Regions from separate parts of the Homo sapiens genome. Here region 1 is linked to region 2. The links are chromatin loops, found by intact Hi-C in ENCODE. Cell type or tissue: chondrocyte. All regions are shown on one strand. Links, peaks and the distances in the headings refer to the core of each region. The heading gives the core; the rest is flanking DNA. Region 1 overlaps LOC105377144 (a long non-coding RNA gene). Region 2 overlaps SLC25A26 (solute carrier family 25 member 26).

Evidence for each region. Hi-C counts contacts between places; a loop is a spot of excess contacts. Peaks named below come from ENCODE experiments on the same cell type or tissue, not always from the same donor. Only the 100,000 strongest peaks of a DNase experiment are listed, where the experiment ranks them.
Region 1: it touches region 2 in a loop (3.0-fold over the local background); 2 of 110 quality-filtered maps call a loop at or near these places.

What each region holds. Positions count from the first base shown.
Region 1 is chr3:66,932,232-66,944,883 of GRCh38, reverse strand. All of the region lies in intron 1 of LOC105377144 (a long non-coding RNA gene), which reads left to right. Among named protein-coding and RNA genes, the nearest start is that of KBTBD8, 60 kb to the left of the region's middle. In chondrocyte, for the core only: a CTCF peak has its summit at 6,333 (motif pointing left); no DNase peak of the experiment used is centred there.
Region 2 is chr3:66,249,275-66,261,926 of GRCh38, reverse strand. The region is part of intron 3 of SLC25A26 (solute carrier family 25 member 26); the gene reads right to left. Among named protein-coding and RNA genes, the nearest start is that of SLC25A26, 35 kb to the right of the region's middle. In chondrocyte, for the core only: CTCF peaks have their summits at 7,506 and 7,712 (motif pointing left); no DNase peak of the experiment used is centred there.

The DNA.
Region 1 (12,652 bases), core at 3,173-11,172, 680 kb before region 2:
TTTTTTGGAGGTGAGAACACTTAAAATCTACACTTTTAGCAATTTTCAAGAATAACAAATGTGTTGTTATAAAATATAATCATCACGTTGTTCAATAGACCTCTTGAATTTTTTCCTCTTAACAGAAGCTTTGTATCCTTTAATCAACATCTCCCAACCCTCTCCCCACTTCCCCCAGCCTCCAGTAAAAACCATTCTTCTATAAATCTACGAGTTCAACTTTTTAAGGTTCCACATGAGTGAAATTACACAATATTTGTCTTTCTGCGCCTGGCTTATTTCACCTAACACAATGTCCTCCAGGTTCATCCATGTTGTTGCAAATGACAGGATTTCCTAATTTTTTAAGGCCAAATAGTACTCCATTGTGAATATATACCACATTTTTTAAACTTTTAAAATTTATTTTATATTTCAATAGTTTGAGGGGAACAGGTGGTGTTTGGCTACATGCATAGATTCTTTGGTGGTGATTTCTGAGGTTTTGATGCACCCATGACTTGAGCAGTGTACACTGCATCCAGTGTATAGTCTTTCATCCCTCACCCACTTCCCACCCTTTCCCCCAAGTCCCCAAAGTCCGTTGTATCATTTTTGTGCCTTTGCGTCCTCATAGCTTAGCTCCCACTTTTGAATGAGAAGATATGTTTGATTTTCCATTTCTGAGTTACCTCACTTAGAATAATGGTTTCTAACTCTATCCAGGTCGCTGTGAATGACATTATTTCAATCCTTTTCATGGCTGAGTAGTATTCCATAGTATATATGTACCACATTTTCTTTATCCACTCATTGACTGAGGGGCATTTGGGCTGATTCCATACTTTTACAATTGTAAATTGTATATACCACACTTTTAAGTCCATTTATCCACTGATGGACACTTAGATTGATTCCATATCTTAGCATTTGTGAATAGTGCTGCAATAAAAATGGGAGTGCAGGTATCTCTTTGACGTACTGATTTCATTTCCTTTGTATATGTTGTCAGTAGTGGGATTGCCAGATCATGTGATAGTTCTATTTATAATTTTTTTAGTAACCTTCATGCTGTTTTCCATAATCCCTGTACTAATTTACATTCCTACCAAGAGTATGCAAGCATTCCCTTTTCTCCACGTCCTCACCAATATTTGTTATGTTTTGTCTTATTGTTAATAACCATTCTAACAGGTGTGATGTGATATTTCATTTTGGCTTTAATTTGCATTTAGCAGATGATTAGTGATATTAAGCATTTTTTCATATACCTGTTGGTCATTTGTGTGTCTTTTGAGAAACATCTATTCAGATCCTTTGCCTAGCTTAAAATCAGGTTACTTGTTTTCTTACTATCGAATTTATGTGTAAGTCTTTATATATTTTGGATATTAACCCCTTATCAGATGTATGATATTAAAATAGTTTCTCCCTTTCTATAGGTTGTCTCTTCACTCTGTTGATTGTTTCCCTGACTGTGCAGAAGATTTCTAGTTTGATGTAACCTCATGTATGCTTTTGTTGCCTGTGATTGTGGTCATATACAAACAAATCATGCCCAGTCCAAAGTCACAAAGCTTTTCTCCTATTTTTTGGTAGTTTTCTAGTTTCATGTTTTACATTTAAGTCTCCTATCAACTTTTAGTTGATTGTTGTATAACGTATGAAATAAGGGTCCAATTTTTGTCTTTTGCATGCATGTGGATATCCAGTTGTCCAAATACCATTTATTGAAGAGACTGTTCTTTCCCCATTACATGTTCTTGGCACCTTTGTCAAAAATCATTTATTTCTGGGCTCATGTATGATTGGTCTATGTATCTGTTTTTATGCCAGTACCATGATGTTTTGTTTATTATAGCTTTATAGTATTTTTCGAAGTCAGATAATGTGATGTCTCCAGCTGTGTTGTTTTTGCTCACAATTGCTTTGGCTGTTCAGAGTCTTTTGTGGTTCCCTATAAAAGTTAGAATTTTTTTCTGTGTCTGCGAAAAATGTCATTGAAATTTTGATAGGGATTGCATTAAATCCATAAGTCATTTGGGGAATATGAACATTTTAACAATGTTAATTCTTCTAGTCCATAAACACAGGGTATCTTTCCATTTATTTGTGTCTTTTTCAATTTCCTTCCTGAATGTTTTATAGTTTTCAGTGCACAGGTCTTTCACATCCTTGGCTAAATTTATTCCTAAGTATCTTTTTGTAGTTATTCCACAAAAAATATTGTTTTCTTGATTTATATTTTGGATGTTAGTTATTAGCATATAGAAATACGACTGATTTTCATATGTTGGTTTTGCATCCTGCAACTTTACTGAATTCATTTATTAGTTCTAATAGTTTTTTGTGGAGTCTTTAGGGGTTTTTTTACATATAAAATCCTGTTTTCTGAAAACAGGGACAATGTAACTTCTTCCCTTCTAATTTGGATGCGTTTTATGTCTTTCTCTTGCCTAATTGTTCTGGCTAGAACTTCCAATACTATGTTGAATAGAAGTTATAAGCCAGTTCTGTATCTGAAAAGTGGATATTTAACAACCTGGCGATGAAGCTATTCATGTCATATGAGATAACACCTTGTGAAAGTACTTCATGAAAACACAATGTGCTGTGATTATCATGAGCAGATGGCTTTGAGCATGGAAAAGCCAGTGGTTACATGGCGGTTCAGGTAACTCCTTTCATGGAGAACTCTTGGTCTAAGAGGTGCTGCTTAGGAAAAACAGAGAACCATTTGGAAAGCTCAAACCTCAATTTGACCTAATTGGCTATCTATGAGCTGTGATTTGAGGAAAGAGTTCCAAGGGAAGGCCACCATTACCATCCAAAATAAATTCCCCATCTGCATGCTGATCCTTTAGATAGGGCACTTTAAAGACTTCCTTCATACCTGAGACCACAGTATTCTAGATAAATTCATGCTTTGTAATTTAGTCCTTGCTTATACTCATATCTGTGTGTGTGTGTGTGTGTGTGTATCTTGAGCAAATGCCAAATTCATTTCTTGTATCAAATAGAATTTTCTGCTTGTAGTTATCTGATATATATTTTCTGCCAAAAACAAATTATCTATATTAAATGATATAGATATCTATATTATCTATATATAGATATGATATAGATATCTATATTATCTATATCTAGATATGATATAGATATCTAGATATGATATAGATATCTAGATATGATATAGATATCTAGATATCTAGATATGATATCTAGATATCTAGATATCTATATAATAGATAATTATATCTATATTAAATGATAGAAATTATAAGTTTAGCCTTTAATACTAAACAGTATATTTAGTGTAGAGTGTTGGGAGTTAACTATATAAAGGAGATATGTAAAGGTTTCCTTTTTCTTAGTACTTTATCCAGATAAATATCCTAATTCAGATTTTACCAATTAACAGCCCCAATTTTTTTTTACTTCATCTAACCCATAATAACATATTCAAATTTAATTTAGCTCAAAAATTTTTGTTGAATACCAGCCCATGACCAGTGTTAGGTGGCAAATAAGTAAGATGACATCCCCCAAAATAAGTGTGATGAGAATCCTATCTACTAAGAGAGACTCAAATGATGACTTAATAAATATGGAATCCCAAAAGTCCATAAAAACTAAATTATCAGGGCTATCATTATAAAGAAATCATCTTACTTAAAACTAATCTGTACTTCTTATAAAGCAAATTATGTAACCCTTGTATTTGTGAGTTGTTATGCTGATTTATTTTCAGGTCAAAATGTCGGGAAAAGGTTAAGTATGTAAGATTTTTTTGGAAGTTGTCTCCTCTTTATTCCTGTTCCTGCGACACTTTGCCCACACTTTAGCTATTGTACTTATCATATTGCACTGTAATTATTTGTTAAATAAATGTTTTAAATTATTTATCCAGTCTCCCCCACCAGACACTGAACTTCTCCAGGCCAGAGTCTGTGTTTCTTCTTTATGTTCATCTTTGTGTTGTAGAGAACAAGACATAAGATGTTTTCCTCCTTCACTGCTAGGTTCATGGCTGAGACTTCTACAAAAAAAAAAAAAAATACATATGAGCAAGTTTTATATGACGTGAGAGTTTTCAGAAATGAAGAACCAAAGAAACAGGAAAACTTGTGTATTTTTATACTTAGGTTTAATGAAGAGTAGACAGCCATACAGAAGTATGATTGGACAAAGGTATGATCTAATCGGAATTAACTGGGGGCAACTTGTAAGGCCTATTTGTTCAGATTCTTCTTGGCATCTCTATGTCTTCATTCCTTCCTCCAGATACAGGAAAGATGTCTCTGGAATGAGGGTCTTATGACCTACTTTAAAGAAAGATCAGATAATTCTTTTACGACCTGCTTCAGAGGAGAACTTTGGGAGGAGGTCAAAGAGAACTTCCTGCTTCTGCTTTTTTCTGAAACATCAAGAGGCCATATTTTGGAATGGCATGTCCTAAACTCTGTCCGTATCGATAGTATCTAGTACCGTACTTGGCACAAAAGAGGGCTCACTGAATTTTTATCAAATACATACTTCAAATGTTCTGTGCAGTTTCTGAGTTCCTATCTATCAGTAAGAGTTCAAATCATAATTCAGCTCTTTCTCACTACAAGGACAGATTCAAAATGCAAAGATTGTTTTCCCACTTCTTAAACCTGGATTAGGCTTTTGAATAAGAATTTGTTGGTTTATGTGTGTTGCATAGAATTATCGTACGTGAAAATAGAATTTTCCTCTGACAATATCTTCATATATTCAAAATGCAATGTCGATCTTACATCCATTTTATGTTTTCCTTGTGGTTCTTTTCTCATCTCTTTCTCAGCGTCCCATATGTATAATAATAGAAATCTTTTCTTATTCACCTTCATATGGCTTCCTGAAGCTTCACTGCCTTTAGGAGTACATTTATATTCAGAGGCTCCAATGGTAAATAATTTCAGCAGGATGAGGCTCTTTAGTCCTATTTTGTATCTAAACGGCATGCTCAACACTATCTTCAGCTATCTCTTGAGAATCCAATTTCCTAAGGTTATATGCCTGCAACTGAGTGGAAATTTTCAAAACCTAGAGTTCAAAGTTAAGTAGCAAATTCAAACAAAGCCCAAACAATCCAGCCTGAGACTGATTTGTGTGGCCATAAACAGCAACAAAATCTTCCAGTGGCTATCAATATACTAACTGTGATTATGGGTTAGCAAATTCATCCCACTCCTCTGGCTCTAAGCATTTGGAGGCTAAAACAGAATTTTTAGAGAATGTAACAGTCCTCACAACTAAAGCAACCAAAGAATGATAGCAGATATCCATGCAACTATTAGGTATCAAAACTGTAGGACACAATATTAGGAGAAATTAAGTTGCAATTCAAAACTCTGTTACTGAGACAGTACAGCTAATAGGGGAAACTTTGAGTCACTAGCTGCTAGCTAACTTGACCAACATGCCAAGGTCAGCTGTTGTTGTTGTTTTAACCTAAACCATTCTATTGTCCGTGAAATATGGAGATGAGGAAATAATCATGATTTCTTTTTTGGTAAATATATTGGAAATTTTTTTTAATGAAGTATGTAAAACACCCTTATGCTGCTGATTTCCTGAATTTTCTAGCTAAGAGCTCATTCTAAAGTTACTAACTGATCAAGGCACTTTGTATAATTTCTTAGAAGCACTCTCACTACCTACTGGATTTTAAAAATACTTTTTTGGAGAATCATACCTTTTTTCCTTGTGTTCTTAGGAAGCATATCTGCACGACTGTCTGTCATAGCTGAGGGACCTATAAGCTTTTTATTATCCACATCACTCTTAGGGATTATTAATCAATTCTCATGCATATGTTTTGTTGAAAACTCTCAGTGCTATAATGATAATGGGTTAATGGAGATGCTTATTTCTGGGTCATGCATAAAGTTAGAGCCAACACTGTCTGCCCTCCAGAGTAATCTTTGCAGATAAATACAGAAATTGTATGCCACAAGAAGCCAGTTTTCATTCCTGAAAATCCAGGATGAGATGTAAACCAAATGAATGTAAATGAATCCACTAATATCAACTTTCTCCAGTCCTACACCCCCTAGCCAACCCTTAAACTACAAACAAAACGGAGGCAAGAAAATAAAAACTCAGATAAAATAAATATTTAATAAGGAGATTGCATCAGAAGTTTGAACCATCTATATAATTAGAGATAGAAGAAAATATGCCATTGCTATAGTTCTTACCCTAGACATTACGGGTCTCGTTAGCTATTTCTCTCTGAAAGGAGCTTGACTTTAACTGTGCACAGCCCAAAGTCTTAGTTGGTCTTCTCGGCTCAAATGCTCCTGTGGAAAGGACTCTGCTGCCCTCTACTGTCAATAAAAACAGAAGCCACAAACAGAACTGACTTCAGCATCTGTGCATGAGACAATTGGAGTCCCAGCTCCCAGGAAGGCTAGACAAGTCAACATCCCTTCCTAGGGAGAAGGCCCTTGAAAGGATCCTTAAGCTGCAAGCGAATCCTCAACTTAGCTGCCAGATGCAGTCCCAATGTGGAGGTGCTAAGGCAGGTTTTGAAATTCCAAGGCCAAGAGATGAAACAGTCCATCAAAGTGGACTTTTTTTTTTTTTTTCTAATTGGTTATTCATTCATTACCCAAAAGGTTGGTTACAGGAAAACACAAAAATCTACTCCATTCATCTCTTCATTTATTTCCACTATAATATAAAGAGGGCATTGACAGAGACAGAGGACATGATACCAGTTTGTTTTTTGTTAGTTTGTTTAAACCTTAGCTCACTGCAGCCTCGAACCCCTGGGCTCAAGCAATCCTCCAGCCTCAGCCTCTGATGACAAATGTGCACCACTCCACCCGTCCCCAATTTAACTGCTCCAAAGAAAAATAAAGCACAAGAAAGATAGAGACACTGTCTACATAGATTGGATAGGGGATGTTCCTCTGAAGAGATCAAGAAGGAAAGGAATAAATAATCCTGAGAAAGGACATTCCTGGCAGAGGAAGAGCAACTGCAAAGGCCCTGTGTTAGGAACACGTTGGGGCTGTTTTAGGAAGAGTAAAGTTGGTAACTGAAGTGTAGTGACTGGGAAAGTAAGAATGAGGCTGGAAAAGGTCAAATTATGTCCAATAGACATATACTATGAGTCACATATACAATTTTAAACTTTCTAGTAGCCACATTTTAAAAAGTAAAAAGAAATCAGTGACATTAATTTTAATAACACATTTTATTTAACCCAATATATCCAAAATGGTTGTCATATGAATATGTAGCCAATATAAGAAATACTAATGAGGTAGTTTACTTTTTTTCTGTACTAAATCTTTCAAATTTGCAATGTATCTTACACTTATAGCACACCTCAGTTTGACCACTTGCAAAGCGCTCGACAGTCAAATGTAGCTATGGTTACATTTTTTAAAAAAAATTTTTGTCCTAGGTGCAGTTGAATATTTCAGTTCTTTTGTAGTTTAAGTCAATTTTATTACACTGTTAAAACAAACTAAACATGGCCTCCGTACTTCTATGTTTGAGTCCTTGTGGACAAACTGCAACCTAACTTAATAGATAGACAAGATTGAAACTCTAACTTATCAGTATGCTCCTCTAACAATTGCTGAGTCTTGGCCAATCCCAGCAGCCGTACTTCAACCACTCATACACTGCTGAGTGTTCAAACTGTGATCAAATAAGGCAAATCCTAAGCTGTAACCAATCCAGCTGTTTCTGTACCTCACCTCCAATTTCTGTTCGTCACTTCCGTTTTTCTTGTCTGTAAATTTGTTCTGACCACGAGGCATCCCTGGAGTCTCTCTGAATCTGCTGTGATTCTGGGGGCTGCCCGATTCACAAATCAATCATTGCTCAATTAAACTCCTTTAAATGTAATTTGGCTGAAGTTTTTCTTTTAACAACACATACTTTGGAAGTGACTCTTAGTGGTGATCACCAAATGATTTCAATTGAATTTTAGTGAAGAATAAATGAGCAAGAGACCAAGCAGCTCAAAGGAGGCTCCAGCTGGGCACGGTGGCTCACTCCTGTAATCCCAGCACTTTGGGAGGCTGAGGCAGGCAGATCACGAAGTCAGGAGTTTGAGACCAGCCTGGCCAACATAGTGAAACCCCATCTCTACTAAAAATACAAAAAATTAGCTGGGCATGGTGGCAGGCGCCTGTCATTCCAACTACTTGGGAGGCTGAGGCAGAAGAATCACTTGAACCGGGGAGGCAGAGGCTGCAGTGAGCCGAGGTTGCGCCACTGCACTCCAGCCCGGGCAACAGTGTGAGACTCCTTCTCAAAAAAAAAAAAAAAAAAAGGAGGGGAGGCTCCAAGTTCACTTGCAGTCAGCAAGTTGGGTTTTGTTTTACTTTGGGGAATAAAGTGAGTGGAGTTAAGTTAAATATGACCTTGGAAGGTCTAGATAGGAATTAATTCCACCTAGAGCTTAGTAGAGGGCATTTATGGAATGCTGAGGGGAGGGGGCCGGAGGTCAAATGTGAATGAGTGGGGTCCCCACCAACATGGACACAACACAAACACTGCTGCCCCTGCTTCAGCCAGCCCCATTCTCAGAGGCTGTGCGGTGCAGTCGTTAGGAGCTTGTGTGCCGGAACCTGATTCCTGGCTTTGACACTCAACAGCTATGTGACCTCAAGCAGCGTTCTCCAGCTTTTGTGCCTCAATTTTCTCATTTGCAATGCAAAGTAGCTGTGAGGATTAAGTGAATTAATGTCAAGTGTTCAGAACAGTGCCCGGTGTTTAATCAATGTGCAATAATGTTAGCTCTTCCTGTGGAGTATCTGTTGTCCACCACTGTAAAATCTTCTGGGGCCTACCTCTCAACCCAACCACCACTTGGTGACGATCCTACTGAAGGCTTCAGTAGGCTTTACCCAGGTACACTTGCACAGCCTTCCACTTGGGCCAGAGCCCTGTACCTTTTGCTTTCAGTCTTGTGGCTCTGTAGAAGCCACAGCATGGGATACCCTCGGGAACCGGCTTGGCACTCACAGTTTCTCATGCTAGAAATACAAAGGATTTAATCCAATAGACCATCTTTGACCTAGTGGAAAAGGAGACAAAAGACAAATGTCTCCCCTTGTGCCAGTAGATAGGCAGTTCTGAAGTGGGTTTTATGAGGTTCTCAGAAGGTCCAGTGGTATTAAGCACCAATTACCTACAGATGAGGCCAACACCTTGTATAAACTTTCCTTCCTTCCTGTTTCTCTCCTGCTATCCTGTACTTCTGCTTTCTGGGATCACATTCCCAAATAAACTACATGGAATCCAGCCTTCATCTCAGGCTCTGCTTTCAGAGGAACCCAAGATAAGACACTGTTTTTTTTTTTTATTTTCTTTGCTGTGTCTTTGAGAAATGCCTGCGCAGTTATTCATATAATATATCCATTACAGTATGGTCTTGTCCCTTTACTTGTCCTTATCTATGGTATCTCCAATTTCATTCCTTTTATTGGTTCCTTCCCTGGTAGTCTACAAACATCTGCAAACTCTCTGTGTCCTACAGAGACCTTCTCCATGAAGTCACAGCCCAGTTTCTTGAAAGAGGAGCCTGCACTCACTGCCTTCAGTGCTCATTCACTCCATCACCCACTGTGGTCTGGCATCCTTTGCCTCTGAAGCCATTCTTGTGATTGACCTGTTAAGTTACAATTCCAGTTACCTTAGAAGAAGTAAAGTAGAACTGCCAAGCTGTGGCAGGCAAGTTATTCAATATTGTGGAATGTATTCTGCAGAGAGCTTTGTGAATGACAGTAATAAATATGGTAACATTAATTAACATGTAATGAGCACTTATAATAGTCTAGGAATGATACTAAGTGCTTTACATGCATTCTTATTTAATCTTCAAAACAAGCCCATGAAGCATGAATTATTATTATTCCCACTTTGTAGTTGAGAAAATAGATTGAGAGTAAATCATCTGAAAACACACAGCTAGCTAGTGCAGAGCCAGGACTTAAATCTGGGTCTGTCTCCTGAGATGCTAAGCGCTTACTGAGCTCACTAAAACCCTCTTTAACTCTGACTCTATGTGCTTGACCCCAGCACTAACACTGTAGACCCCCACCGTGAGATACAGATTTTCTTTCATTAAAAACAGAAGTTAAAAGAATCGTATCATGTAGTGACAGAAAGTAAATTAGAGGTTGCCTAGGGCTTAAGGAGTGAGGGGAAAATGGAAAGTGACTGCTAATGGGTATAGGGTTTCATTTTGGGGTTATGAAAGTATTCCAAAATTGATTATGGTGTTAGTTGCACACCTGTAACTGTATGTATATGCTAAACACCACTGAACTGTACACTTCAAACAGATGAATTGCATAGTATGTGAATTACACCTCAATAAAGCTGTTACTAAAAGCGGGAGGAGATCCTATTAGAGGTATTTAGCTTATCTGACAACCAAATACAACACATATGCAGTGCAGGAAGCAGTGGATAACACCCTGCTATTTATCAAATTCACAGTCAGCTATTGTTCAAAAAGTGATGCTTGATTTTCACTTGCATGTACTTGTGGGATGCAGGATTTGGGGTTCCAAGAGGTGTTCCCTTTCAGACCATTGCCTATCAGGCACAGGGTCACTGAAAGCCATTAGCTAGAAAGCATGCAAGCAACTGCAGGTGCAACCAGACTCTTCTGATTTTTTTTTAAAAAAGGGAAGAAAGATCATGAACACCCTGAAAGTAGCACCAGATCATTTGAATGCCTACCAGTGACATTGATGGCATTAATTAGGGGACCACATCCAGATGTCTTAGGCTATTTTGATGACCACACTACCTCCCGACATAAGCTTATTGTCCTAAATTATTATTATTATTAATTTTTAAAAAAGGAGTTGAAGTGCTGTTTTGTTTCACCACCAGAATGCTGTTCTTTCCCTGACAGTAGATGTTGACTGTTGTGAAACCACATGTTGGGGAAGATGGCTTTGAGGTTTGAAAAATTTGGATTCAAAATGAACCTTGGTTCACTAGGGGAGGGGCATCAAGAAAAGAAAGATGACCAGCTGGGCAAGACCATTAACTATATGTTTCTGCTGACCCTATTACTTCAGGAACTTGATTAATTTCTCCCTAAACATCAGACCACAGGTGAATTGCCTAATTCTCCCCACCTGTGACCTTATTAACTCGTGATTGCTCAGAGGTACCTCTCTATCCTAAACTACTTCCCTGTATAACAATTTTCCCTTTTGCCCACAAAACAAGGGCATACAACAGTGCAGAGAGGCTCATGTCAATCTTGTGTGATTGATTGGGAATTTAGCTTTTGCCCAGCCCCCTCTTCTCTTCACCTCACAGAAGAGAATCCCAGAATTATAGGGGTTTTTTTTTCTCTTCTTACCCACTCCAGGGAGAAAGCCTCTCTAAATAGGGAAAGAATGCCTTGTAAATCTACATCATAAAGGGCCAGAGAAAGGGATAGAGGGGACATTTGGGGAGGGAAAAGCCTGATATTCTAGGGGAGGAGGGAGGACAAGGGACTGCAGGGGGAGGATGGGGCAAGGTAAGCAGAAGGGACAAGGAATTGAAGGGAGGCTGTGTAGTATTACTGAGCCTCTCCTATATTCCTGAGCTTTCACATATATGAACAAGGGGTTTGAGTTCACTGTATTTCCTTGGGTCATGAGTCTGTTATGTCTTTGCATGACACCCTGACCTGGGATGAACCACATGGCTCAGGGATATCATGGACATGTAGATTCTCCCTGGACGTGCCCACTAAGAGGACATCATAGATCTATTTTAAAATGTAGCTGGTGGTACATTTAGATGGTAAGCAGAGTGTTTTCCAATCCTGAGGATAAAGTATAAGCATGAGTTAAGCAAAGAGAACATCCAAAGAGCCATTCCAGTTTACTTAAAGGGAAGCAAATATTCTCACTGGTGTGCAAGAATCTGACTTTCTAGATCAGACCAGACTAGTAACAGCTTGCTTCCTAAAATGCTAACTAAATTGGTAAAACTTTTAGGATGGAGGTGGGATAAGTGGAAGGAGATATTTTGTTGGAGAAGAGTTTCAGATTCTTCATTACATATGAATTCTGTTACATTTTCTGTCCTTTTGTTAGATTTTCCATTAAGAAAATAGAGGAAAGAGCTCAGAACTTGGGGAGAGAGAAGGTCTGCGTACAGATCCTTCACTCACTTCCTAGCTGTGGGGCTATTCGTGGGCGAAAAAGAAAAAGATATTACCTGCCTTTCTTGTAGTATTATTTCTACGTTTAATTTATTTATTATATGTATTTACTATATATGAGTACCTATTATACATAAAAGAAAAAAGAAAAAGTAGCATCTATTGAGTATGCCTAAGTAAGGAATTTTAATTATCCTCATTTTATAGATACATAAGTTGGGTCTCAGAAAACTTATACGAGGTCAAATACCTAGGAAGTGGGAGGGCTAGGGTTCAAACCCAGTCTGTCTGCTTTCAAAGTGTCTTTCTTCTAGTGGTCAGTGTCCCTTTTATTAAGCAGTGAAGTAGTCTAGTTCTATAGTTCAGCAGATCTTCACTTGACAATTTCTTCTTTGTCTAGTGGAAGTTTGGTGTTATAATCAGGAGTACTGTCTCTTTAAACACAATTATTACAGTGTTCCATTTGCAATATATTTTCCAATAGCTGAGCTTTAACAT
Region 2 (12,652 bases), core at 3,085-11,084:
TTTCTTTTTTTTTTTTTAACCTAAAACTCTTGGACCCTTAAAGCATGTACATTGTTTTGTCAGCCCAGAACCTTTCCTGGCTTGTCCTATATAGATCCTGCCACCTCCCGCCAGATGTTCCAAGAACATCTGTCTACAAGCCTCCCAACGGCAAGAAGCACATTTACTCATTTCGAATCCCCAACGCCCAGAACTGCAACTGGCACATGACATTTCAAACATGTGTGATGAAAAATGAACCAGAGGAACCTCTGCTTTACTGGAAGTAATGCATACATCCGTAGAGGCAAGCTGACCATCAGCTGGTACCCAGCCTTCCACCCTTCACCAACTCCAGCCCCTAGACCTCTTGATCATGCAGCAACTGAAAAGGGACTCCCAGCACTCTCATACACTCTCCTCCAGCATTCCAGCAGACTTGAGTCATCCTCACAGCTACCAGCCAATATATGATTCTAATATCACCCTTGGTGACATGCTGAGGCCGGGTATATGTCATCTCAAATCCACACTGCCAGGATTTTACCTTACCCTATATTAAGGTAATTTACTTATTTTCAGAAATAGAAACAATAAAGAATTAGTCAAACCCAAAGGAACTCTGCCCACAAAAGCAAAGAAGGCAAGGTTGGAGAAGGGGTGGCAAGGTACAGGGAGGGAGATGTGTAAAAATATTTTAAACATTTTAATGAAAGTCCTGTATTTAAGCCGCTATGCACCTAGCAGTCTGCAAATATACAAACTTTTTCTGCAACTTAGATTTCACATATGTAACCTTGAACATGAAAGTTATGGCACTCGGGAAGCCGAGACAGGAAGGTCGCTTGAGCCCTGGAGTTCAAGACCAGCCTGCAAGAAATGTAAGAAAACCATTCCACCAAATAGAGTACACAACTCAAAGAGGTTTGCCCTTTATGATCCGTATTCTCCTGATTCCTAATCAGAGATCAGTACTCAATTTGGATATCACATAAGGCTTTGCCTGTCCAAAATTAAATGGTTCTAAGGCAAGGCTCTACAGCAAATTTATAATGTAAAAGACCAAATAGGAAATATTTTACAGTTTGCAAGCCACATGGTCTCTGTCACAATTGTTCAACTATGCTGTTTTAGCACAAAAGCATCTATACATAATAATATATAAATTAAAAGTTTGCCTATGTTCCAATAAAACTATATTTACAAAAACAGGTGACAGCTTGCCAACTCCTACTCCAAGGGAATTAGCCTTGGCAAGAGCAGACTGGGCACAGAACAGATATAAGCCCGAGCACCCCATGACAAGTGGGACAAAGACACCATGTGATGTGATTTTAGATGTCATGAAGTCAGCTAACACGGGCATATTGCCTCTAAAGCTAAGAAGTAACAATGCTTCATACCGATGCATTACAACAAAGGGTATGGTTATGTTAACAAAGGATTCATAACCTGAAGTTATTTTTCTACCAAAACTGACAAGATTTACAAAACGATATCATCTGATTTCCATTTCTTCATTCACTGAACATTTGAATGCTTCTTATGTATAAAGCTGTCTGTAACTTGGGCCAACATATTTTTCCACCCAGTCTCCCTTCAAACTTATCTAATTCAGTTCAAGAAATACATATGGAGCCAGATACCACACAAGCCACTCCATGATAAAGAAGACTAAGATGATGCCCTGGCTTCAAAGAACCCGCAAATACATATAAATAATTTCAATAAAACATGGCCAAAAGGGGGGTGGGGCGCATGGACAAAGATTATGGGAAATGTGGAGGAGGGGTATTTAGTCCAACCCCCAGATTCAGAGAAACTGCCCAAGATTACACCATTATAGAACCTTCTGGATGAGCCGGAATGAGCTGGCAAGAAAGGTGGAAAGGGCACAGTGGGAAGAATGAACAATAAAAGGAAGTACATAAATACAAAAGCAGGGTGTTCAGGGGAATCAGCGGCAGTCCCACCAACACAGTATTCCAAAGCTGGCAGCTGCCCACACCATTCCGTATTACCAAAGCAGCAAGTGCAAGGTCAGGAGTAATGACAAGTAAGACTGGACAGACAAGGCCCTGTATACCATGCTAAGGGGCTGAAACTTCATTCCATAGTCAGTGGGAACACTTGAAAAAGCTGAAGCAGAGGAATGACGTGTGCTTAGGGAGATCACTCTGGCTGCAATGCACAGGACAGCTGGAGGGTGGGGAGGAAGGCAAGAAGCAAAGGGGGACCACGAGCCAGAAGGCAAAAGATGGGTTACGAGACTGCTATAGCAGTTCTATAAAAGACATCTGGAAATGAATATGGCTCAGAGAAGGTCAAATCTGAGGAAAAAGGAGTAAAATGCACCGGACCTGGTCACTGACAGGAGGTTAAGGAGTGAAGAAGTAGGGAGACAGTAAGATGCTTCTGTTTCTGGTTTGGATAATAGGCATATGGTGGTCCCAAAACATGAGATTAGCAGTCCAGGGAAGAAGGGAGGTAAGTTCAGACTAGGCAAGGCTGAGTTGAAGTCTGGGGGACAGGTAAGGGGCTATGTCCAGTCAAGAAATGAATATATGGCTATAAAACTAGAAAGTAACTTTTTCTTGGATGTGAATACAGATATGGAAGTCATCAGCATACAGGTGATCGCTAAAACCAGATAGTAACACCCAAAGAGAGAACCAAAAAGGAAGATCAAAGCCAATAATGGAACCCTGGGAACATAAATTTCTAAAGAGCAAGCAACACTGGAAGGCGGTACATAATGTTGCAGGGCACACCTGCCTTCTCTGGCAGCCCAGCTTCCGACTCTCACGTGTGGGGGGCTTCCCAGTTAGGAAAAACAAAGGGAGTCAGTCTCTCCCCTCCTACCCTGGCAGGAGGACCACAATCAGGTGAGTTAGGTCTGGCTAATCAAACACTCCCGTCCAGGGGTCTGATTCTAGAGCTATGCTGGCAAATATGCAGGCCACTAGCCCATGCAGCTATGGAGCACTTGAAAAGTGGCTAGTACAACTGAGATGTTCTGTAAGTGTTAAAATGACAGATTTTGAAAACTTGGTATAAAAAATTAATGTAAAATATCCTGTTAATAATTAAAAAAAAAAAAAAAGAAAAGGAAAGAGAAGAAAAAAGAGAGAGATGAGGGCTCACTATGTTGCCCAGGCTAGCCCTGAACTCCTGGGCTCAGGCAATTCTCCCACCTTGGCCTCCTGAGTAGGTGGTGCCACCATGCCCAATTAATAATTATTTTACATTAATTATACAGTGAAATCTAAATACCATGGATGTGTGTGGTTTAATAAAATATGTTATTAAAATTCATCCCAGCAGATGTTTTCACCTTTTTTAATGTGGCTATTAGAAAATATAAAATTTCACCTGCATCTTACATTATATCTCCATTGAACAGTGCTGTTTGGAGCAAGCGGGAGAGCTGAACATTCATTTACAGAAATAATTGCTTTTTTAGATGCAAGTGCCAGGACCATGACTACAAATGACATTAAGTCACTTAAGTTATTTGGTGACAGGCAGTTCAAATTTTAGTCCAGAACTTCAAAGTGAACAAGATGCCAGGCTCTTCCTATCCTTCTACCCAGCCACCCAGCTTCCTGGCCTCTCATCCTGGGCATCCTGACTCTCAGATAAAAGACAGCTCTTACGTCCTCCAGCACCACCCTATCACACAACAGAGTTGAAGGCAAGGAGAACAGGCCTCCTCCCTTTTCTCAGATTTCCCCCGCAGACATCTCCTTGCATGTGTTGGCCAGAGTTGTGTGACATGGCCACCCCTTGTTAGGGAGGTGGAGGATATCTAGATCTAGCAAAGCGTTAGGAACATGAGACACAAACCAAATCAGTATTCTGTGGGCAAAGGAGAAGTGGAAGGCAACAGTGTCTGCCAATCTTCCAAAAAATATTCTTCATTCCATAAGTTAGCCAGGATCAATGTTGATGGCAAGCAACCAAGCACCCTACTTGATGTGCAAGGGGGCCAGAAGCCTCAAATGGAGACTGGCAGAGCAACGCATCAAGAGTCTCGAGCAGCGCACATATGAAGGTTTACAGAGTTCACCGGTATTGCTTCCATAGAGTGGCTGGGGTGGGAGATCCATTACGGTCAATTCATAAGGGATTGAGGGAGATGAGCAAGTGTACACTACCGTCGTGTGAAGATGGCTAGGTGTTAGGAGATGGATTCAGAGTTAAGAGGGCCACAGGGTCAAGGAATAGTGTGGTTTTAACACAGTCAATATTTGCACATACGATGGGGGAAAGTGCTATCAGCAAGAGAAAGGCTGATAATCTAGCAAAGAAGTGAAATAATACATGAAGACCCCACAGGAAATGAAAAAAGGTAGAGTCAGAGGCCCGAGCCCATGACTCTCCGTCTATGACTACCTCCCTTTACCAGGCCCATCCCTCAGCCTCGGGGTCACTCCTGCATCAAACCTGGATCTTTGGTTCAGGGCTCAACTCCAGGGAGGAATGAGCAGTGGTCTGGCTGAGGGTCTGCGGCCCTAGACTGTGGCCCCAGTTCTGCAAGTGAATTCCCAGGTGTTTCCCTGGCCTTCCAGAGTCTTTTCTTTTTTTTTAATTCATTTTAAAATGAAGAAAATTGACAAATAATAATGTATATATTTATGCAATTAGATGCATATATGTATAATTTTTCTTACTTGACTTGGACCAGAAATCTTTATGGTATCTTTTTAGGTCCTTATTTCTATAATTCTTAATTTTCCAAAATTATACCTTATCTAACCTCAAAAGATTCCCTCCCTCTGTATTCTTAATTCCCAAATAAGCTTTCTTATCTGACGTTTTTTACTTACTAGCTTACACCATATAGTTTGTGAAATATATTTCCTCTTCTACTAAATTGTAAGCACCCTGACAGCAAGAAGATGGTATGCACCAAACTTACTAATCAGCTGGTGTATTATTTTATGTTGAAAACAAATGAAACTAGCCAGGAGGAAATGAATCAGCAAAAAAATAATCATCAATTCCACAGAAATGACTTCTCCATACTTTAGAATTTACATATAAATATACATAGAAACAGGGTATCGTTCTGTCACTCAGACTACAGTAAGGTGGCATGGTCAAAGCTCACTGCAGCCTCAGTCCTGGGCCCAAGTGATCCTCCCATCTCAGCCTCTTGCGGAGCTGGGACTACGGGTGTGCCACCACACCCTGCTAATTTTTTCATCTTTTAGTAGAGAAAGGATCTTGCTATGTTGCCCAGGCTGGTCCCAAACTCCTGGCCTCAAATGATCCACCTGCCTCAACCTCCCAAAGCACTGGAATTACAAGCGAGAGCCACCATGTCCAGCCTAATTTTTTTTGTTTTGCCTCTACATATATTTATTGCCTATACATATACTTATGTAAAGAGTAGGGAAAAAACAGAGTAGAATTACAGGTGTTTCTTTTCTACCTACCTATATTTTCTAAATTCTCTACAATTCACATTTATTATTATTTCACAAGTTTTTAACATAATTTCAAAGGAAAAAAGTATTTATTATGGACCAAAGATTTTAAGTGAGGAAGAAAAATAAAATAAAAGGGCTAATTTAAAATATGCTTTTAGATGGCAACCTATCAGCCTTGATAAAAAGGACATATTATAAATTTAGTAGCAATAAATCCACAAAAACAGATTAAACAGCTTACCAGTAAGGCCTAAAATTGGGTATAAGTCCAACGAAACCTACATGAACCTAACAGGACAGCTCCCAGCATCTAAAACTCATTAAAGAACTGAAAATAAATAAATAAGAAAAAATAAGAGAAAGAAAAGGGTATACTAACTCCTTGTATTTTTCAATTCAAGAGGTCAAGAGTGAAATCCGACCCCAATATGTGAAGAAAATAGGAACTGTCTACTTCTGTGGTTTGGTATAAATATTTATGGAACTTCATGCTTCATAACCCTCCAAGTTCTTACTATTGTGTTTTTAGTTCTTAAAAATACAGATGCAGAAGAAAAACTTTGAAAAGCCTCTCCGATAAAAAATCAATCTAACTAGCTGAGGGGTACAAAGCACCCAGCATGGCTTCCTGACTTCTGCTGGGTGACAACTGTGGCATGAGAGATGCTACAAAGTAATGCTTCTGCTTCCTCCAGTACCTCCGGAGCCTTCCATTTGGTTTTCTATTAACTCTGATCCTTCTTAGATTTGAATTTGAGCTACAACAAAGTATTTCACTGCACAAGAACAAAAACATGTTACAGTATTATGGTTCTATGAAAGGAAACAGAATGTCATCTGTGGGTCTCTTGGTAAATCCATTCTGTAAAGCATTCTTTCCTTATAAATCTGAGGTTCAGTATGAATCCATGACACAGGAATGGTGGCATTTTCACTAAATCCAAGAATGTTTTAAATGTTAAAGTTCTATCTAAAAACAAGAACTACTAAGGTTTTCCATAAAGGAAAAAAAAAAAAAACATGCTCCCTCCATACTTTATCAAAATCAAAATGCAATGCTGGCCTCCTTAAATATGCCAAAATATGAAACCTTAGATTAAAATGTTGATTAAATCATGATGCTGCTACCAAGATTTTTCTTCCTTTGGCATAAATAAAATATTTTCTGTTGTTTTTAATTGACTGCTGCAGCTAAGGACTGAATGTTTCCTTTTGATATTTATTAAATGAAACACCAAGAACCAGGTGCACATGCATGCTGCCCCTGCTACTCAGGGAGGTGAAGACAGGAGGATAACTTGAGGTCACAAGTTTGGAGCCAGCCTAGGCCACCTATGAGATCCTGTCTCTTTAAACAAAAACAAAAACCCAAGATGCAAGACTACAAATCATAAAACTAAACATTTGAAAGGGAAAAAATTCCAGTGAACTTCGGCCTCACTTTAGGTACTGAGTGGAGGAAAAGAGAGATGGATGCTGCTAAAACCCCTGGTTCTTTCATTGCCACAGCCAAGTTCCCTTCCTTCAACACATCACCACCAGGGTTTTACAACTGCACCCTGTCCTCTAGTTCTGGAAATGCTCTTCAAAGTCCCTAAGTATCCCCAATAATACCTTTTATTAACATTACATCTTCTTCGCAACTATTTCAACATAGTTCACAAAAAAAATTCTGATTTAAGATTTTTCTCCAAGAAACTCCATCAACTACCTGCAAATATTCCTCTGATATTAGAAGCTAATTATGTCACCATTTTATATATAAATCAATCTGAGATCATAGAAGTTGCTGAAGGTCAGAGAGCTACTTAGCTCAGGAAGCATGGGTGAAACCCAAGTGTTCTGACTATCATCTCCAGAATTATTTTTCAATAAAGATGTCATACTTACACACATCTAATGCACTTAGAGGTTCAAGGTTTAATTTCAGCTAATGCTTCATGTTTCAACAGGCAACTCTATAACCAATTCAACAGAAATTTAACAATACACTGAACAGAGCCACTCAAAGCTTCATCGTATTCAAAGCAAAAGCTGCTTTGGACTTTCCAGAGCAAACTCAAAGTGGCAAATTAGTAAGACAGGGGGTCAGGGAGAGACCCCTGGAAACTATGAAGATTTTTGAAATGCAATTTGCTTACGTGTATTTCATTTCCACATTCTCTTTGTAATTCCCAAAATTCTCTTTAGAAAGCAGGTTTCCAATTAAGAATATTTTACATCTCTTTCTATACCATCATTTAAAAAATCAAAAACCTCTACAACAGTTCATTTGTGTGTCAAGTCTGCCATCTTCTGTTGATAAATGGAATTACAGCTGTTGACAAAACCAATTTACAAATCCTAACTTACACTCCTTAGATTTTAATTTTTACCTACTTGCATTGGGACCTATGTTCATCAAACCTTTCCCCCTTATAAGACTCTTTCCAATCACGCAAATAAGTTCAATCGTTGTAGGTATTAGTCTTCCCTCGCCTGACAAGACTGCTGTCACGGGTAATACAGACTACACAAGGAAGTCTTCTCAAAGAAAATAACTCTATCAACACTTAGTCCCTGTGTCTACAATTTGTTCACAGAATTTTATACAACCCAAAAGATAAGCCTCAAATGGCTTTTTTGCTTTTGTATTTTTCCATAACAGAAATGAGCCATGATTTCACAGGAGGTGACAAACATCCCATGGATGGATTTATAGATTCCCACCAATACAAAAATCTGAACGTTGAGGAGGTGGCAATGGTGACTGTATTTGCTTCCTACTGCTGCTCTGACAAATCACCACACATTTAGTGGCTTAAAACATAAGCTTATTATCTATAATTCTGAAGGTATGAATTCCAAAATGGGTCTTCCTGAGCTAAGACCGAGAGATGTCAGTCAGGCAGTATGCCTTCTGGAAGCTGCAAGGGAATGTTGACTTCCTGCTTTCTAGGGCTCCCCTGCACTCCTTGGTTTGTGGCCCCTCGCTCTATCTTTGGACCAGCAGTATACCATCTTCAGCTCTCTGACCCCCGCTCCCCTCTCCTAAGGACCCTACTGATTAGACTGGGCCCACGTGGATAATCCAGAAAACTCTTTCCACCTCAACATTTTTTTTTTTTTTTTGAGATGGAGTCTCACTCTGTCACCCAGGCTGGAGTGCAGTGGCGCGATCTGCAAGCTCCACCTCCCAAGTTCACCCCATTCTCCTGCCTCAGCCTCCCGAGTAGCTGGGACTACAGGCGTCCACCACCATGCCCGACTAACTTTTTTTTGCTTTTTTTTTTAGAGACAAGCTTTCACCGTGTTAGCCAGGACGGTCTTGATCTCCTGACCTCACGATCCGCCCGCCTTAGCCTCCCAAAGTGCTGGGATTACAGGCATGAGCCACTGCGCCCGGCCCCCATCTCAACATTCTTAATATTATCTGCCAAATCTCTTTCCCGTGTGAAGAAACACATTCAGAGATTTGGGGACTAGGACATATTTATGGGGGGGGGGGGGCATTATTTTGCCTATCACAGTAACCAACGGCAAATTTTGGAACCTGACCTTTTAAGAAACCAGTGATGTGAATCCTTACTGCACAAGTAGTATACTTACCGCTACTTCTGCCATTTTTTAAATACTACATGAAAAAGAAAACAGAGGTGCTCCTGGAAGTATACAGAGAAATATTTATCTAATTACTTATTCTACAGTGGTGTTTTATTATTAGCTGGGAATAATAATAGCTGGGAAACTTGGAGCACATCACTAAACTTCTTTGAATTTCAATTTTTTCACCTTCTGAATAGATACCTTTCCCAAAACTAGGAAATTCTAAAAACGTGCCGCATTCAGCAACTTGTGTGAAATGGGGCTAGACCCAATGTTTATTCAATATTTTGTGTGTCAGATGCTAGGCTGGACACTTTGTTAAGTGCTGTATAATTTCATCCTTGTAAGAACTGTGACTGGGATGGCATTAATCCTATTTTTTCAAGATGAGGAAAAGAGCATTTCAGTGAAGGCAAGTAAATGGCCTACAGACAAATAAGTGGACAAGTCACAAATCTGACCCCGATCTGTGTAACTTGACAGCCCATGGTCCATACCTTGCTACCTCCCTACAGACATCCTCAAATACTCCCTAGTTATTTAACAGATGGATCCAACTTACTTATATGCTCCTCAAAAACGGGGATCAAATTTCTTATTCGGTGTCTCTTAGCACCTATTAATAGTATTAGCTATACAACTCAAATATTGAAAAGCACACAATCACAAACCAAAGCAAATAAGTGACAGTTGCATTTAATTCAAGAACCCTAATCTTAACAAGGCAATATTTTAGGAAATAAAGGTTTGTCACTGACAGAGTTCAGGCTCGCTTGGAAGTGGCCAATCCTAACCTCCTTTGGTATTTTGGTCCTTTGAGAGTAGTATTCAGTCTTTCCATTTACAATGCAGTGGCAATAACTGACCAAGTTACACTCCTGTGGCTCAGAATCGTTTCTTCAACTTCATCAACCTATATGAAAATCATACTGTGCCTATAAAGCTCAACTTAATTGTGTTCTATAAACTCATGCAGCTCTTAAATAAAAAGTTAACAGAGCTTCCCTTCCTTTTTGTCCACTAACTAAATAAAAAAATCAATGAAATATACTCTCCCAGGTCATGAATCAATACCATCTGAACTAACACTGCATACTATATTAGAAAAAGAAAATCCATACAACAGAAAACAATCTGAAATATGTTAGAAAAGGAACTCATCGAGAAACTGGGGGTGAGGATGCAGATGGGGTACAATGTTCCTTTCTACAGGCCTCACTGATAAATCTCTTCAGCACATTCATGCCTGTACTATAGATGAATAACTACAAGCAAGGTCATAACCACACACAGATAATGCCAAGCCAGGGGAAGCCCTGACCCTCCCGTTCTGACCCTCTCTCTCTTTCGTCTTCTTTCCCTCTCTGCGTGTTAGCTCAGACTCAGATGGCTGGGCCCACTGGCAAGATGGGGCATGCTTATTCAACTTAGCTCGGTAGACTCCATTGGAGAATTCAAGTAGGTGCACAACACACATAGACACAACAAACTAAAAGGCATCCATGATGAAAAACGCACTGAAGGATGTCGCTGGAAGGGCTCCTGAAAGAATGATCATCTTTCCACCAGCTCTACCTCTTTAACATCTCTTGAACTCACTCTCTCCCTCTGCATCCCTCTGCCCCAGCTGTGGTTCTCTCCTGGGGATTCCTTTAATAGTCTCCTTATCTCCACACAGCTGCCAGGGGACTTTCTTAAAATTACAAGTCTGATCAAAAAAGTCCCAACTCCTTACTATAGCAGGCAAGGCCCTATAGCTCTCAGCCCCTGCTTCGCCTCAGGGTGACCCTATCATACTGTGCTCCAAACATATGGAACTTAAAACTACCTAACAAGGTCTTTTCAGAACTCTAACACCCCTCCTTGCACCCACCCACCTAACAAACCATCCTATTCTAAATGCAAGATAATAAAATTGTACTATAACTGAGACTCCTGCTAAATCAGATTTTAGCTGCCCTGCCACAAACACAAAACAAAAAGACTAATTATGTTAAATGATGGATATGTTGACTTACTTCACTGTGGCAACCATTTTACTATCTATACGTATCCCACATTGTGTTGATACCTTAAATAGATGCACAATTTTTTTAATGAATTAAATTAAATGCAGCTTAAAGCCTGGCTATTCTGTGAGGCTTTTTCTGAATTAACACCCATCCATCTACCCCAGTCCGGAGAAAACCAACCCCTCCTTCCCTTCAGTCTCTCACTCTACCTTGTACAGATGACCCTCAATTTATGACAGGGTTATGTCCCAATAAACCCATCATAAGTTGAAAACGCATGTGATACCCCCCAACCTACGGAACATCATTGCTTTAGCCTTGCCTCCCTAAAATTGCTCAGAATACTTACACCAGCACAGCTGACTGGGACATGCACTGCCCACCATTGCCAGAGAGCATCTTATCACCTATCACTAGCCCGGAAAAGATCAAAATGCAAAATCTGAAATACAGTTTCTACTGAATGCATCTCACTCTTGCACCATTGTAAAGTCATTTAAGTAGAACCATCGTAAGTCACGGACCGTCTATAGTTCCTTTTCTTAAAAATGCCTGTAACACTTTAGTGCACTTACAGCAAGCCTCTAAAAGGCAGTATCTTATCCTGTCATTTCATCCTCAATGCCTGGAACGTATTAGGAACTTCAGATCTAAATCCACATCACTAGGTAAGGACCATAGAAGTGGTGAAGGAATCTAAGATGAGCTGAACAAAAGCAACCTATTACAAAAAAGAATCAAAGATGTACAAGTGAGGAAATAATACAAAATAAAAGGAGTCTGGAAAACAAACTGCTTTTTATATGGTTGAGATAATTTTTTGTGTAATTCTTATGGTTTAGGGTTGCTAAGAAGGAATTTAAAAGTCTGCCTGCCTTATGTATTTAATGCCCTGAAGGAAGACTCCCAGACACACTTTGAAAAAGTCAACAGACAGGAAAATAGGGTGAAAGGTCCCATAATACATGGATGTGCTTAGACACATCACACAAAAAAAGTGTTTGTTTGAGTGCACTCAGGTATCTGACAGTTCTGTTTCAGCTTCTGTGTTTCCTGGTAATAGTCATACACTATTGATGAACCTTCATTCATCTTTATATACAAGCAATTGCCATCATCAGCTACATTTCACTGTGGCTCAGGGCAGCCATGTTATCTTCTACTTCACCTATCCCCCACGACTCACTTATACAACTGTGCAGAGATGTGGCAAAATATTCCAGCTGCAAGGGAGAGATAATCTGTATTGATCGATGAATATTTCAAAAGCATGATTAATTCAAAAGATAAAATACATTTCAAAAGTTGTCAACCTTTCTTCTATTATCTTGCTCAGTGGTTCTTCTTAGAAAAGGCCAGTGAAGATCATGAAGAATACTACGTACTCATTTTTAAAGCATGATATTAAGTAGATAAACAAAACAGCTTAAGCCACAACTAGGGAAAAACTCAGTAAAATGTGCACCATGCTCTGGAGCTGAAAAACACCACACAGCATCTATGCGTCCAATCCTTTAACCAGTGGGAAAGCTGAATAAGAACATGTTTGCCCCATATGCTGATACCAAAGGAGACCCTGGAATGGACTGTGGTACAAAGGGGGTCCAACGGCCTTGTCAGTTACTAAAGGAGCTAAACCAT